Regions from separate parts of the Mus musculus genome. Here region 2 is linked to region 1. A link is a contact called in ENCODE Hi-C or POLR2A ChIA-PET data. All regions are on one chromosome and are shown on one strand. The core of a region is the stretch at or near the end of the contact, and the rest is flanking DNA. Distances in the headings are between cores, read along the strand shown.

Evidence for each region. A loop is a pair of places that touch in the nucleus more often than their neighbours do. ChIA-PET counts read pairs that join two places held with the same protein, here RNA polymerase II (POLR2A).
Region 2: a loop to region 1 is called in a map of gastrocnemius, with 7 times the contacts of the local background. The contact joins the promoter of Hspa2 here to the promoter of Zbtb25 in region 1. A Hi-C loop is called at or near these places in 13 of 37 maps with a recorded cell type or tissue (CH12.LX, adrenal gland, gastrocnemius and 2 more). POLR2A ChIA-PET finds 5 or more read pairs at or near these places in 4 of 5 experiments (Patski and embryonic stem cell).

The regions. Positions count from the first base shown.
Region 1 is chr12:76,364,950-76,372,172 of GRCm38, reverse strand. It overlaps Zbtb25 (zinc finger and BTB domain containing 25), which reads left to right and starts at 2,613. Exons shown (of 3, transcript NM_028356.2): 1 at 2,613-2,733. It overlaps Zbtb1 (zinc finger and BTB domain containing 1), which reads right to left and starts at 1,653. Exons shown (of 2, transcript NM_178744.3): 1 at 1,443-1,653.
Region 2 is chr12:76,401,547-76,408,769 of GRCm38, reverse strand. It overlaps Hspa2 (heat shock protein 2), which reads right to left and starts at 4,594. Exons shown (of 2, transcript NM_001002012.1): 1 at 4,481-4,594; 2 at 1,832-4,241. The coding sequence starts at 4,236. The coding sequence ends at 2,335. It overlaps 4930426I24Rik (RIKEN cDNA 4930426I24 gene), which reads left to right and starts at 4,776. Exons shown (of 4, transcript NR_166810.1): 1 at 4,776-5,613; 2 at 5,875-5,975.

The DNA.
Region 1 (7,223 bases), core at 1,364-3,863:
CCGTCTGTTTCTTTAAGAGGAAGAAACCCCATGCAGCTACCAATGCCACTCAGTATTACTGAGACTTTAGGGGATAGTGATTCAAAAGGGAAGTTTTACAGTTCTAGGCAACTGACCATCCATCCATCATTTGGGCTTCAGCCTCTTGTACCTTCATTCTTTCCATTTCTCCAGATCATATCCATTTGAGGTGACAAAATTCCAGAGAACCTATTTTATACCTTTTAAAAAACATGGTTGCTTTAAAACAGTCATAAGAACTACATCGATTTCCCCAGTCGACTTCAGGGTGCCTCAAACTTCGGCTCAAGAAATTCTAAGTGGTCTTGGAAAGCCTCAGAACAAGCCTATCACCCCAAAATTTAGGATTTCCTGAGGCAGGAGAATTATATCCAAGCGATCCTGGGCTACCTAGCCAGACCTTGTCTCAAAACGGGGTGGGGGTCGGGGGGAAATGCTTGGAACGCTTTGTGGATTCCAGTGTCAAAGGGGAAAATGTTGCCGCAGCGATTCATACTGTACGGAAATACAGTCTGACCAGTGGAGAATCTACATGTACCGTCACAGCGACATTCGATTTGGGAACATGATCACACACATACAAAACCCTATCCCCAGAAAACAAGGACTTTCATTAACCTGTTCTAGACCCGTCCGAGTTGGAAAATGTCTTGTCAAGCCCTCAGATCACGTGGACGAGTGGCTAAGGTGGAAAGGGAGCCTGGGAGCGGCGGCTGAGCCCAGATCCACGCCTGCACGCTTCAGCAGCAAGGACTCCAGATCGCCACCCAACTAGCTCACCGCCTCCACCAGAACTTCTACTTGTAAGCGCCCACCACTGGAGGCAAAAAGCACTTTCTTCTCGGGACTCGGGGGGCGGGGGGGAGGATCTCGTACACAGAAAACCCCCCAAACCCCCGAGACCTACCACTTTGGACCCGAACAAAAAGCGTGTGTGCTGAGGAGCGGGGGTGGGAAAGAGCGAAGCAGGAATCCGCGCGGCCCAGCCGCCTCCTCCCTCGGAGCGCGCCCAAGTCTGCGGCCTCCGGCTCCGGGACGCTCCCCTCCCACCGGCCGCCCAGCCGCAGCTGGAAGTTAGCGAAGCGCGCTCTGGGCCCGTCAATCAAGCGCGGCCTCCCGCCTCCACCTCCCCTCCCCCCACCCCCCCAGCACAAAATAAAATAAAGGGAAAAGAAGTAATTTGGGAAGTCGTCTGGAGAGGGGATTCGTCCGGAACCCGGAGAGGCCGCGCGCACCGGACTGACGGCCGGCCCCGAGCGAAGCCGCTCGGCAGACCCCCGCCACCGGCTCCTCGCCGCGCGCTTTCCACGCTCCGGCTCCCCGCACCGGTCGGCGCCGCCTCGGCCACGCACTCCGCCAGGCCCGTGGCCCAGCTTCGGCCAAAGTTGCGCAAATGGCCCCGACGACTGGCAGCTACTCACCGGGCGCGGTGGGACGCGCGGCTGCGGAGGTTTTATGGAGTTGAGGGCAGCGGAGCCGCTGGGAAGGCGGGCGGAGGCGAGGGGCTGCGGGCTGCAGTTGACGGCGCGCGGCGCTCGGCTGGGCTGCGCCGAGACACTCCGGGCTCTGCCAGGGACTGCGCTGCAACAAAGGACTTCCGCTGCCGCACAGCCGCGCCTGCCGCACCGCACTGAGCCGGCCCCGCTTACGCGGCGACTCCGGGTCTGCCCACCAGTTCGCGGCGGCGTCCGCCAGCCTTCCCCTCCCTCTCGCCCGCCCACCCACTCCGCCGCTGGCGGCTAGGGGCACCCGCGGTCGCCTGTTGGTTGCAACAAGTTTCTGCGTCGGGCCGGGGAGGCTGGCACTGCCCGCAGCGCGGGCGCCCGGGCGGCGGCGGCTGGAGCAGCACTGTCGCCCCTCTCCCCGGAGTCGGCTTGGCCCTCCTCCTGTTTGCACAGCTGGACGCCACTGGGATCCTCCCGACTCCCCCAGGGCTGGATGCCGATCGCCCTCTACCCAGATGTCAGACCCCTGTCCCGCAGGGCCCCGCAGTTGGACCCGCCCCCGCGCTCCACCCTGGACGCCTGGAGGGGGGGGTGACACTCTCGTCCCGTCCAGCCTAAAGCCTGTCCGCTCGGGGTCCTCCGTGCCCCCCGACTCCTCTTCGCGTGGGCCCGCCAGCCTCGGGCCTGAGTCACTTCCCCCGCCATGCCCCGCCCGGCCCGCCTCCCTCCCTGGCTCCCGCCGCATGTGGCTGCCTGCCCCGCGCCCTCGTCCCCCTCCCGCGCCAGACGCCGGTGCATCCTTGCCCGTCCCCACCCAGGGCCGAGGGGGCACCCGTGGTTTTTTTTTGTTTTTTGGGTTTTTTTTTTTTTTTTTTTTTTGCACACGCCGGGGAAAGTTCCCAGGTCACGCCAAGACGTGTGGGGAGCCAGTGACGCTCGAACTTGTCCCCACACTTCCGCCTCCAGTCACGACTGGGGACCGTGGCAGAGGCGCGCCCGGAGCGCGGGGCCGACCCCCGCCTTGGCCACTCGGGCGGGCAGGCAGGCGCGCGCGCACGCACGCACGCACGCAGGCAGGCACGCACACTAGCCGGGGTGCCGCTCGCTTCCCGGCAGTCCGGTCACGTGGGCCGGGCGCGGGAAGCCGCGCGAGAGCAGCCCGCCGGGTGCGTGAGCGGGCGCAGCCGCGTGGTGTGCGCCGCGCGGGAGCCCGCCCCTCCCGCACAGAGAAGCCCGCCCGCCAGTCCGCCGCCGCGGCGGAGTCTGGGTAAGCAACGCGGCCCTGCCCCTGTGGGCTGCTCCGGGCTCAGTCCCTCCCGCCGCGAGCCGCCCGGGCGGCGGCTGCAGCTGCACCCGTCGCGGGACAGATGCAAGTAGCCGGGGAGAGGGGTGCTGTTTTTGGTCCGTTGGAGATGTCAGTCAGGGCCCAAGGAGGACATTAGCAACGGCGAGCGAGTGCTGGGCGCGCGGAGCCGCCCCTGGCCGTGGGCCGCCGGGGCCTAACGCGGGCGGGATGGCGCGCGCGATTGCCGCACAGCCTTAGAGCCCATTCCCGCTGCGGGCCGGGCTCCGAGCGGGCGCAGAAGCCTCAATCCGTCTGTGTCAGCCGGGTCCTGGGCGGCCGCGTCAGGCCTCCAGGCTCTAGCAAGTGGGCGGGTGTCCAGATCGGGCTGCGCAGCCCTCACTCTCCCCTCCCCCATCCAGTTTGTGAGTACCTAGCATCTAGGGCAAGTAGCCCCCTACCCTAATAATTAATTTTTCTCTTAGCCCAGTGGTTTTTCATTTTGAATTCTGGCCCCCATCTTATATCATCGTCTCCCTAGCACTCATTTGGAGGAATCAAGCCGTTATCAGTTGCTTAGGTAACGCACTGCGCTGTACCTGGAACCTGATAGCAGCTAGTGTTGTGTGTTTTATAAATTAACTCCCATCTCCCTCTAAGGGATTAAAGTTGGCCTTCTTCCTCGAGGGACTCCAGCAAGTCCTTCAAAAGCTGCAGAGCTGTCGATTGACAGAATTGAAGTACATCTTAGAATCAGAGTTTTTCAGCTGAAAAGGACCTTAAATATCGAGTCCATCCCTCATTTCACAGCTAACACCCGGCCTAAGAAGCAGAGTGTTGCCCGATCAAAGTTTCTGCACCTTTCATAATTAGCCTCAGGACTGCAGTGCCAGTTTATCCTGCTTTGGACAGTGTATACTCCAGAAGTGATTAAAATTACATCAGGTTTACAGGACTTCTCAAGTTGATAGCCCAGGCTAGTGTAGAAGTAGCAATGGATCTTAGGTCGGGCTCTCACTCGCAGGAACTAAGAGTGTATGCCCCCTGGTCTGGCCACGTGTCTCGGCCTTAGGTTTAGGCATCATTCTTGAAGCAACCTAGATATAGGTACATAGCCACTGCCTGACTTGGGGGTGGGATGAGTAGGTGTGAAATAGTCAAGATGGCTGGGATTCAGTTAGGGAGCAATGAGACATCCTGGGTGGTCAGCAAGAAGACCCCCACCTACCCCACCACACACTAGACTGTCATGCCCAGTACTATAATAAGCTGTAAGGAGTTTCCAGTCAGGTTTAGTTTTGTGTGCTAACCTTTGCCGGCAGTTTTAATAACTGAATTCCCTAAAAGGGTAGTATTGTCTTGTTATAAATATGTTTTAAGTCGGCAGAAGTGAGTGAGCCAGAGAGGTATACCTGACTGTGGTGACAAGAGTAGTTGGCAAAGGAATGTGAGTCTCAATCACTTATCTTCCAAGCCTAGTCAGTGCTCTTTCGCATTACATCTTGCTCCCCAGGAAGGGGGTGAGAGAATCGCCTGTGGCTGATTTATTGGCGCCTGTGGTTGCTCAGAGAGGCCAGGCAGGACTTTCAGCTGCCCTCTATGCCTTACAAAGTGGAGCTATGTACTTCCACCCGATCTCCTGAGGGGAATGCAAAGGAGCCAGGCTGTCTAGCTGAGGAGGAGGGGCCTGAGCGGCTTGGCAGTAAAATCTCCTAGCACGCTGGGAAGTGCAGCATAGTGCCTAACCTACCGCTGACCCAAAGTGATTTATTCCCTGCAAGCTGCTGGTGGTATCTGACCAATTTGTCCATTTTTGAAGTAAGAGCTAGGAAAGAGTTGGCGAACTGTCAGAGTTCCTATAGAAAAGCAGTGCAGGTGCTCTTATTTTGATGAATTGTAAAGTAGCCCTACACCACTTCCTGTGCCCCCTTTCTGCTTGTTTATCCCACAGAGCAAGTGCATCTGAGTCCTTAGAGAAAGCCAAAAAGAAAATAGTTGATAGTAGTTACCTCTACCAGCGATGGAATTGGATCCTTTGATCTCCACTTCATGCCAGTTAGATTCCTCAGCCACTGCTTCTTCCTTTAGTCTGTCGAGATGGCTCATCAGTTGAGAGCGCTTACTGTGCATATAGACAACCCAGGTTTGGCTTCCAGCGCCCATGTGGCTCTTAACTTGAAATAACTCCAGTTCCTGGAAACGGATTCCTTCTGGTTTCCACAGGCTCCTGCGTACATATGGTATGCCTGAATTCATGCAAGTACACATAGAATATGTTTTGCCAGGCATAGTAGTGCACACCTTTTAGATCCCAGTACTTGGGAGACAGAGTTCAAGGCCAGTTTGGTCTACATAGTAAGTTCCAGGACAGCCAGAGCTACATAGTGAGCCCTGTCTCACCACCCCACTCACTCACCCACCCCCAAAAGAAAGTGGAGGAAAAAGACAGTACTCAAAGCTAACATGAAATTTCATGATTAGTTCATTTTAATTGTACTTGGTTGTATTCTGGGGATCAAACCTGCCATCTTGAGAATGCCAGACAAAGCCTCTACTACTGGGCTATATTATATCCCCACCCGTTGTTAGGTTTCTGTTCTCATTTTATTGGGCCTTTTTTTCTTCTATTAAATTAACCTTAAGAAAAGTGTATATTATTAAGGTTTTGAGATTTTGTAATTAATTGCTTTTGTAGATACAGATCAAAACCAATGTTTAATTCTGAAACAGCAGGCTTTTTAGGCAGAGGGTATTATTTAGTCTGTGCTAGAAGTGTGTTCATGGAGCTGTTATTCTCTGGCAGAGAAGATGGTAGCTCACTCACACAGCAGCTCAGTCACTTGCCCGCTGCACTCTGGGTCTCCTCTAGTTTTGCCCTCTTTCACTTTCCCTGGCCTGTGAGGACCTCTTTTACTCTTGTTAGATGTAGTCTTTAGAATAAATCAAGAAGACTCTTGTCTCTTTCGTATTAAGTTTTTTATTTCTAAGTTTTATTGGCCTAGTGCTTTATCAGACAGACAGGCACACACACACAGAGGATGGAAAAGGCTGTCTGCCCACAGACCAGGGCTCCAGACTATCCTATTGAAGATTTCTAGAATGTAACTGCCCTTTCCTGTGTCATCCATCACGTCTTCTCTAACATTGTCTGTGAATGGGTTCCTGGCAGGTTTGATCTGTGCCTGTATTTTCAGATTTGGCAGTTCCTGTATCATTTTTAGACATTATGGAAATCAATTTAAAAGGGTCTAAGAATAAGTGGTTCTTTTTCCTAGATACTTTTCACCAGAAAGTTTGGAAATGGTGTGGCCCTTCCTGGCCTCTAACCACTCTACTAGTGCATTAGTTTAGCACATTTCTGTTTCTTTTCTTTGAGGGGTGTGTGTTTGTGTGTGTGGATCTGAGGTCAGAGGTTGACCTTGGGTGTCTTCCTTACTGAAGGTGGGGCTCACTGATTCATGTAACCTGGCTAAGCCAGTGAGCTCCAGGGATTTGCTTTGGGATGGGGGTGAGTACAGGGAGGGCCCTTCCCCCAAGTCTCCTGTTTGTTTTCTTTTTGAGATAGGGTTTTCTAAGTTCAGGCCTCAAACTTCTATGAGCTGGAATTACAGGTATGCAACAGTATGTCTAATTACTTAGATTCCTTAAACCACCTAAAATTGTAGTTTAAAGTCACATTTACAATAATCATTGATATTTATTTATCTACTATAATGAACACAATTCTTTGGGATACTTATGCGATAGTAAACATTCTTCCATACTTGTTGGGAATTATGGTATACGCTTATGATCCCTCTATTCAGGAGCTTGAGGCAAGAGAACATAGACTTCAGTTCAGCCTGGGCTACAAAGTAAATTCTAGGTCAGACTAGGTTATTGTGGGATCTCGTCTCACAAATAAAACCAGATCAACTGTCACACATCCACAATCATCAAAAAATACCATTTTACAAATACCAGCTACACTTGTGGGAAGCCTTTTATCAGGTAGCACTGGAGACCTTTTAACTTGTGTATTTCTAGCCATGAGTAAGTAGTTCATAAAAGCTTGACATTCCTCTGCCAGCTTTCCTATCTTTTACTGATAATTGATTATAAAGTCCGTTAAAGATGCTTACGGTGTGAGAGAATGAAGAGCTGAGTATTCTAGGCTGTTCTGCTGCTGATCTGAGAATGCAAGCCAACCAAAAAGAGTTTCTAAACAGTCCAAGATGTTGAATATCATGCTAACTAAATTATAAACTTGTTTCATCTTAGTTTGAACTAATCCAGAGCTAATTTACTGCGATCTAGAAAGTAAATAACGCTTTTATAATCTCATAGCTATCAATACTAAGCCTATTATAAATATTACTTGGGGGTGAGGGTGTGGTGCTTAGATGGGAAGGATATTATGATGATACAAATACCTTGTATACATGTATGAAATTCTCAGAATAAAATATTAAAAATACTAATTTGATAATAAAAAT
Region 2 (7,223 bases), core at 3,345-5,844, 35 kb before region 1:
GGCTAGCCTGGGCTACTTCATACACTCTCAAACATCAGGAGCTGGAGGCTAGCCTGGGCTACTTCATACACTCTCAAACAAAAGCATTCTAAATCTATTAGTAGCAAAGTACTTCACCAGATGTTTATGCAATGGCCTGTGTCGTCTTGTTTCACTACATCCTTAAATGCTCACTGCTGGAAGCTTCCACTGGTGTTATACCAGCATAGATTAGTCTGCCTTCACATTTCCAAAGTATCGTCTTTGAAAATGTAAGTATTCTGAAGCAATTTTACAATTGTCCATTTATCTTTCTTCCCCATCTAAATGAGGCTTGTTAAAAGAAACGTCAACTATAAGGTGACAATCCTTTCCAAACCCAATAACCCTTGCTTCCTAATTTTTAAATTAACGCATACTATTTTTCTAAAACTAAATCTGTTACTAACAGAGAAGGATCCACAATAACTTGGAAATATAGCTTCTAAAACTCACTAGTATTTTAAAAATAATGAAGCAAAATCTTATGTTAGGAAGGTATTAAAATGTCTATGAGCTATTAAAACTATTCATTTTCAAATGAACTACTAAATTTCCCCTGAATTCCTCTTACATGAATTTTAAAATGCAATTCCATTAAAAACAAAAACAAGGGGGCTAGAAAGATGGCTCACTGGTTAAGACTGGTCTTCTGAGGTTGTGAGTTCAAATCCCAGCAACCACATGATGGCTCACAACTATCCTTAATGAGATCTGATGCCCTCTTGTGGTGTGTCTGAAGACAGCTACAGTGTACTTACATATAATAAATCTTAAAAAAACAAAACAAAAACAAAAACAAACAAACAAAAAAAAACCCCAAAAACCAAAAAACCAAGCTGGGTGAGGGTGACACACACCTTTACCTTTAATCACTCAGCACTCAGGAGGCAGAGGCAGGCTCCGAATTCAAGGGCCAACAACCTGGTCTACAGAGCAAGTTCTACGATAGTCAGGACTACATAGAAACCCTGTCTCAAAAAACCAAACCAAACCAAAATAAACCACACCAACAAATAAAAAACCAAACCAAACCAAAAACAAAAACCTAAAAAACAAATGGCTCAGCAGGTAAAGGCACTTGCTACCAACCAAAAAATCTGAGTTCGATCCTGGGGGCACACGGTGTAGGGAACCACTCACATAACTAGTCCACTCCCAAATAAATGTGATTTTAAAAAAGAACTGTAACAGTGATTTGAGACAGGTATTGTACAAGCTCTAAGATCTTCAAAGGAGAAAAGGAGCCACTTCCCAAGTAATTACAGCTCCCAGTCAGGTTCTTCCAGAGTTTGCCAGAAGCTCAGACAGTTGAGCTGTTTTATAGGAAATGAAAACAAACTTGACCAGACTGGGACTCAATATTACATCACTCTTAAACTTGCCTGCTGGCTCTTGTTTCAGGAACCTGTATGCCACAAAGCACACTTTCTATAACCCTTTGGCTACTGAGAAAAGATGCTGTCATTTTTGTTACTCTGGAGAAAAGCTATTTTGTACAGGTCTCTGGGATCCAGCCTGTACTGCCCTGTAACACTCGGGTAGCTTTGTTGCTGTTGTTTTAAACTTGAACACTTTAAACTTGAACCAGGGCTTAGGAGGTTAGAGTCACGTGAAGAGACCCCATCAGGTTTCTGAATATTAAAGGGTTATCAAGATTCTTCACCCCCTTAAATTGTTGGTGATTTGTGGCAGGAGCTTCATCTGAGAGGTAGAGAAAACTGGATTAGATGCATTGCACAGCATACTAACTTCTTAAGAGATCAACTCGAGGAAAACATAGGATGAAAAAATTGAAAACGCCAGACAGCAATTTTGAGATCAATTTCAGCTTTACTTTAAATGTGCATTTATGTGTTTACAGAATATACCTGTCTTTAATATCACTGCAGTGCTTACTTTCATCTCATAGTACATAAAAATAAACAATTCAAGCTTTCCTGTGTCTTAGTGTAACCAAGCTTCCACAGGTCAGGTGTGCGAGCATCAGGGTTCTACTTTCAAGCAAATCTCCATGTACATACGTAAGCTTAACAACAACAAAAAGAGCTTAAATCAGCAATCGCTCTAAATGCATTAAAGAGAAACCTCATTTTTCCCCCAAATCAAACTTTTAGAACTAACCTTTTATAACTAAACTAAGTTGTTGCACCTTTCCTTTCATATGTATGCACCAGGCTAAAGACTTCCAATAATAGATCTTACTTGGCACAAGGACATTTAAAAGAAACCAAAACAAAAGGGAGAAAAGGAAAAAAAAAAAAAAAGAAAAAAGAAAAGAAAGGAAAAGAGGTTTACGCGGACTCCAGCGCAAGCCTAGTCCACTTCCTCGATGGTGGGCCCTCCAGAGGAGCCGCCGCCGCCTGGACCGCCTTGGTAAAGTTTGCTGATGATGGGGTTGCACACTCTCTCAAGCTCTTTCTGCTTGTGTTCGTACTCATCTTTCTCTGCCATCTGGTTTCGGTCAAGCCAGTTGATCACCTCCTGACACTTGTCGAGGATCTTGTTTTTGTCCTGCTCGCTAATCTTGCCCCTCAGTTTCTCGTCTTCCACGGTCTGCTTGATGTTGTAGGTATAGGACTCCACCGCATTTTTGGCTGCCACGCGATCGCGATTTGCTTCATCTTCCGATTTGTACCGCTCCGCCTCCTGCACCATCCGGTCAATGTCGTCTTTGCTCAGCCGACCCTTGTCGTTGGTTATGGTGATTTTATTTTCTTTACCGGTGCTCTTGTCGGCAGCAGTGACGTTAAGGATGCCGTTGGCATCGATGTCAAAGGTGACCTCGATCTGGGGGACCCCACGGGGTGCTGGGGGGATCCCAGTCAGGTCGAACTTGCCCAAGAGGTTATTGTCCTTGGTCATGGCCCGTTCGCCCTCGTACACTTGCACCAGCACGCTGCTCTGGTTGTCTGAGTAGGTAGTGAAGGTCTGCGTCTGCTTGGTGGGGATCGTGGTGTTTCTCTTGATGAGTGGGGTCATGACACCGCCAGCTGTTTCGATGCCGAGCGACAATGGAGTCACGTCGAGTAACAGCAGATCCTGCACATTTTCCGACTTGTCGCCGATGAGGATAGCCGCCTGCACAGCGGCGCCGTAGGCCACCGCCTCGTCGGGATTAATGCTCTTGTTCAGCTCCTTGCCGTTGAAGAAATCTTGCAGGAGCTTCTGGATCTTAGGGATGCGGGTTGAGCCGCCCACCAGCACTATCTCCTGGATCTGGCCCTTGTCTAGCTTGGCATCGCGCAGCGCCTTTTCCACCGGCTCCAGGGTCCCTCGGAAGAGATCGGCGTTGAGCTCCTCGAAGCGGGCGCGGGTGATGGACGTGTAGAAATCCACGCCCTCGTAGAGCGAGTCGATCTCTATGCTGGCCTGCGTGGACGAGCTCAGGGTGCGCTTAGCGCGCTCGCAGGCGGTGCGCAGCCGGCGCACAGCGCGCTTGTTGGGCCCAATGTCCTTCTTGTGTTTGCGCTTGAACTCCTCCGCCAGGTGGCTGACCATACGGTTGTCGAAGTCTTCGCCACCCAGGTGGGTATCGCCGGCCGTGGACTTCACCTCAAAGATGCCATCCTCGATGGTCAGGATGGACACATCGAAGGTGCCCCCGCCCAGGTCAAAGATGAGCACGTTCTTCTCGCCGCCCGCACAGCCCTTCTTATCCAGGCCGTAGGCGATGGCCGCTGCTGTGGGCTCATTGATGATGCGCAACACGTTGAGGCCGGTGATGGTGCCCGCATCCTTGGTGGCCTGGCGCTGCGAGTCGTTGAAATAGGCAGGAACAGTGATGACTGCGCTCTGCACCTTGCCCCCCAGGTAGGCTTCGGCGATCTCCTTCATCTTAGTGAGGACCATGGAAGAAATCTCCTCAGGGAAGAAGGTCTTCATCTCCCCTTTATATTCCACCTGCACTTTGGGCTTCCCACCTTCGCTCACCACTCGGAACGGCCAGTGCTTCATATCGGACTGCACTGTGGCGTCCTCGAACTTCCGTCCGATCAGCCGCTTGGCGTCGAAGATGGTGTTTGTGGGGTTCATGGCCACTTGGTTCTTGGCGGCGTCGCCGATGAGACGCTCGGTGTCAGTGAAGGCCACGTAGCTGGGGGTGGTGCGGTTACCCTGGTCGTTGGCGATGATCTCCACCTTGCCATGTTGGAATACCCCCACGCACGAGTAAGTGGTGCCCAGGTCGATGCCGATAGCCGGGCCGCGGGCAGACATCCTGACTGAAAAAACAGGCAAAGCAACGTTAGGACGAAAGCGTCAGGAGAGGCAAGCGCAAGCCGGGACCTGAGCCAACGGTCGCTTCTCACAACTCTCCACGAGCGCGACTAGCGTCTCCCGGAGACCTCTACGGGGCTTCTGGTTCTTATAGTCCCCTCCTCCCTGCCTGCTGGAAACTCTCAGAGCCAATCGGTCCCCGGGCCCGCCCGCTCCAACCCGTCCGGCGCTCCCACAGGCTTGCCTGGTCGGAGTGACCAGCCGGTGGTCCAACTGATATCTAGTTGGGTGAGGCGCTTGACGCCAGCCTTGGGCAGGGAGACCAAGGGGCGGCCGTTATGCAAATGAAGCCCCGCCCAGTGCCTCCAGCCGCTTTGGGGGCGTTAAGCTCGCGCCAGGGGAGCCAGTGTGAAAGCCCCCTTTCCCGTTCTCTTTGCCTTTTCTAAAGCGTGATTCGCTAACATCTTTCAGATTGGCGGGGCAGATGCCCAATGAGCAGCGCAGAATCCGAAGCGTGTGGCAGGGAGGCGCGGGGCGGGGCGCGCGGAGGCAGCACGGAAGGGGCGCTGGCCTCCGAAAGGGTTTCTGTACCGTTCGGTGTCGGGTGCCGCCACTGACTCGGCTCCCGGGGCCCGAATTCCTTCTAGGGCGGTTGCATCGAATACAGAACGGCTGGGATCGGTTCTCGCCTTCCCTGCCCCTGCTGTTCCTGTAGCGGGGACTGGGGCTGGGTGAGGGGCGGTTCCAGGGCGGGGACTGCGAAGTTGGGCGGGTACGAGTCAGTACCCCTCCCCCTTCCCAGCGCGTCTCAGAAAGTGCGCGACCGGGGAAGGATGCGGGGTGCTTACCCGGGAGGCGGGTGGCTTCCCGCGCAGCGCGAGCGGCTACGGCTCGCGAGCCGCCTCCGCCCAACTTTCTCCCTCGGCTTTCCTAGTTTATTTTCTTTCAGGCGCCCTAATGGGCGGTTTTGACTTCTTGGTGGCACTGCGTAATAAGCCAGTGTCACCCCTCTGACTCCCGTCCCCGCACGCGTGATCTTGTTAAGGAATTAGTCCTTTTGCGCGGAGTTCGGTTGAATGAGAAGAATAGGTTGGCAGCACAGACTTGTGAGAGGAAGTAGATGAAAAAGAGTCTTTGGCACTTGTTTAGCCGGAATCTGAGAATAATTTTGGAAAGTATTCTCTGGAACAAGGGGGTGGGCAGAAGCTGGCTCCTGTAAAAGGACTCCCTACAGGAAAACGGAGACCTGTAATGTAGAACGACCGCCTCGCCTTACGGATGGGAAGCTGAGGACAGTCGTCGCTGTAAAACTTTGACAGGTGCCCAATATGAGATGAAAAGAACAAGGGAAACGGGCCTAAGTCGTGTGATAAGGGGGTAAGCCAGTCCGGTGACAACAGAGGGCAGGGAGGGGCACACAGAGCCTGAGGGGAAAACATCAAAGCATCCCTGAGGAGGTGACATGCCTAACTCCTGCAAAGGAGAGTAAGAAAAGCATTCTTTATCGAGGTTGAGGTGGTGGAATGTGGGCGACGAGGAGGGCAGAAGAGTTCAGAATTGAAGATTAGAATCTGGATATGTTAAGCAACTTTTTGTGCTTTGGGGTGTTTGTTAGTTTGTTTGTTTTTGTCTTCGAAGCTCCAGGAAAGAAGCACCCCTCTGAAACTGGCCAGTAAGTCGTGTGAGACAGTGATGGAGAAGACAGTATGAGAAACATGAAAGTTTTCGTTGTCTAAAAGGTAATGTTGACAGAATTCAATAAAAAACTTTAAAAGAGCTTTTGATTAAAAAAAAAATTATCTGTGTGTGTGTATGCAATGTGGTGCAGAGGCCAGAATTAGAGACCCTAGAGCTAGAGTGACATTTGGTCCTGAGCCACCTGACACAGATGCTGGGAACTGAACCCAGGTCCTTTGGTGAAGCAGTAAGTGTGCTTACCCTCGGAGCCATCTCTCCAGCTCAGAGTTCTACAAAACTTAATCGGGAAAGTTTTAAAGATTCTTTCTATTCCTATATGTAATTTACAGTTTCAAAACCACGTTTGCCATTGGCAACTGCAGTTCTCTATTTTCCATGAAAGAAACTGAAGAAAAACTTGAAATAGGAAAGGATTAAAGAAAATATCAGACCATATGTGATAGTCTGTGCTTATATACCCAGCTCTGGGGAAATTCAGCGAAGAGGAAGAGAGGGGATGGAGCTGAAGGGATGGCTCAGCTAGGAAGGGGACTAACTACTCTTGCAGGGTCCTGGGTTCTGTTCCCAACATGCATATGGCGGTTCACAACCACCATTAACTCCAGTTCTAGGGAATGTCACCACTCTCTGACGTCCTTGGGCTTTTGTATTCAAGTGCACATAAACTCATAAAGGCACGCACATACATACATACATACATAAGTAAAAAAATAAATAAACCTCAGGCAAGCAGATGGTACACATCCATGTAGACAAAACACCTTTATTATATTATTGTTATTATTATAATATTTTTAAATGAATCTTTAAATATGGAAGGTAGCGGGCTGGAGAGATGTCTCAGCAGTTAAGAAGCTAGCAGCTTGCTCTTATAGAGGGCCTGGGTTCAGTTCTCAGCATCCTAAGATGAGGACTAACAAACATTTGTACCTCCAGTTCAATAGGATCCAACGCCCTCTTCTGGCCTCCAAGGGCACTGCACATGACTCAGGCACTCTCCTTACAATTTAAACAAAACAAGACTGAGAGCTGCCAGGCCCAAAACCGGTTCATACAGAGACCCTTAGAGCTTCATTTCTGAAGTAACTATGTCCTATTGATGAAGCCATTGCAGACAAAACTTGTAATCTTCCACCACATGCATCTTTAACAGTTCACTGAGATGACAGCAGCAGCTATACCTGTGTTTTTAGCTGCATTTTTCTGCTTGCACTTTTCACCTGGTAAAATTACATTTTCACGCTGTACACGGTATCTTGAGCCTTCCCCCAAAAGATACAGTAATAGCA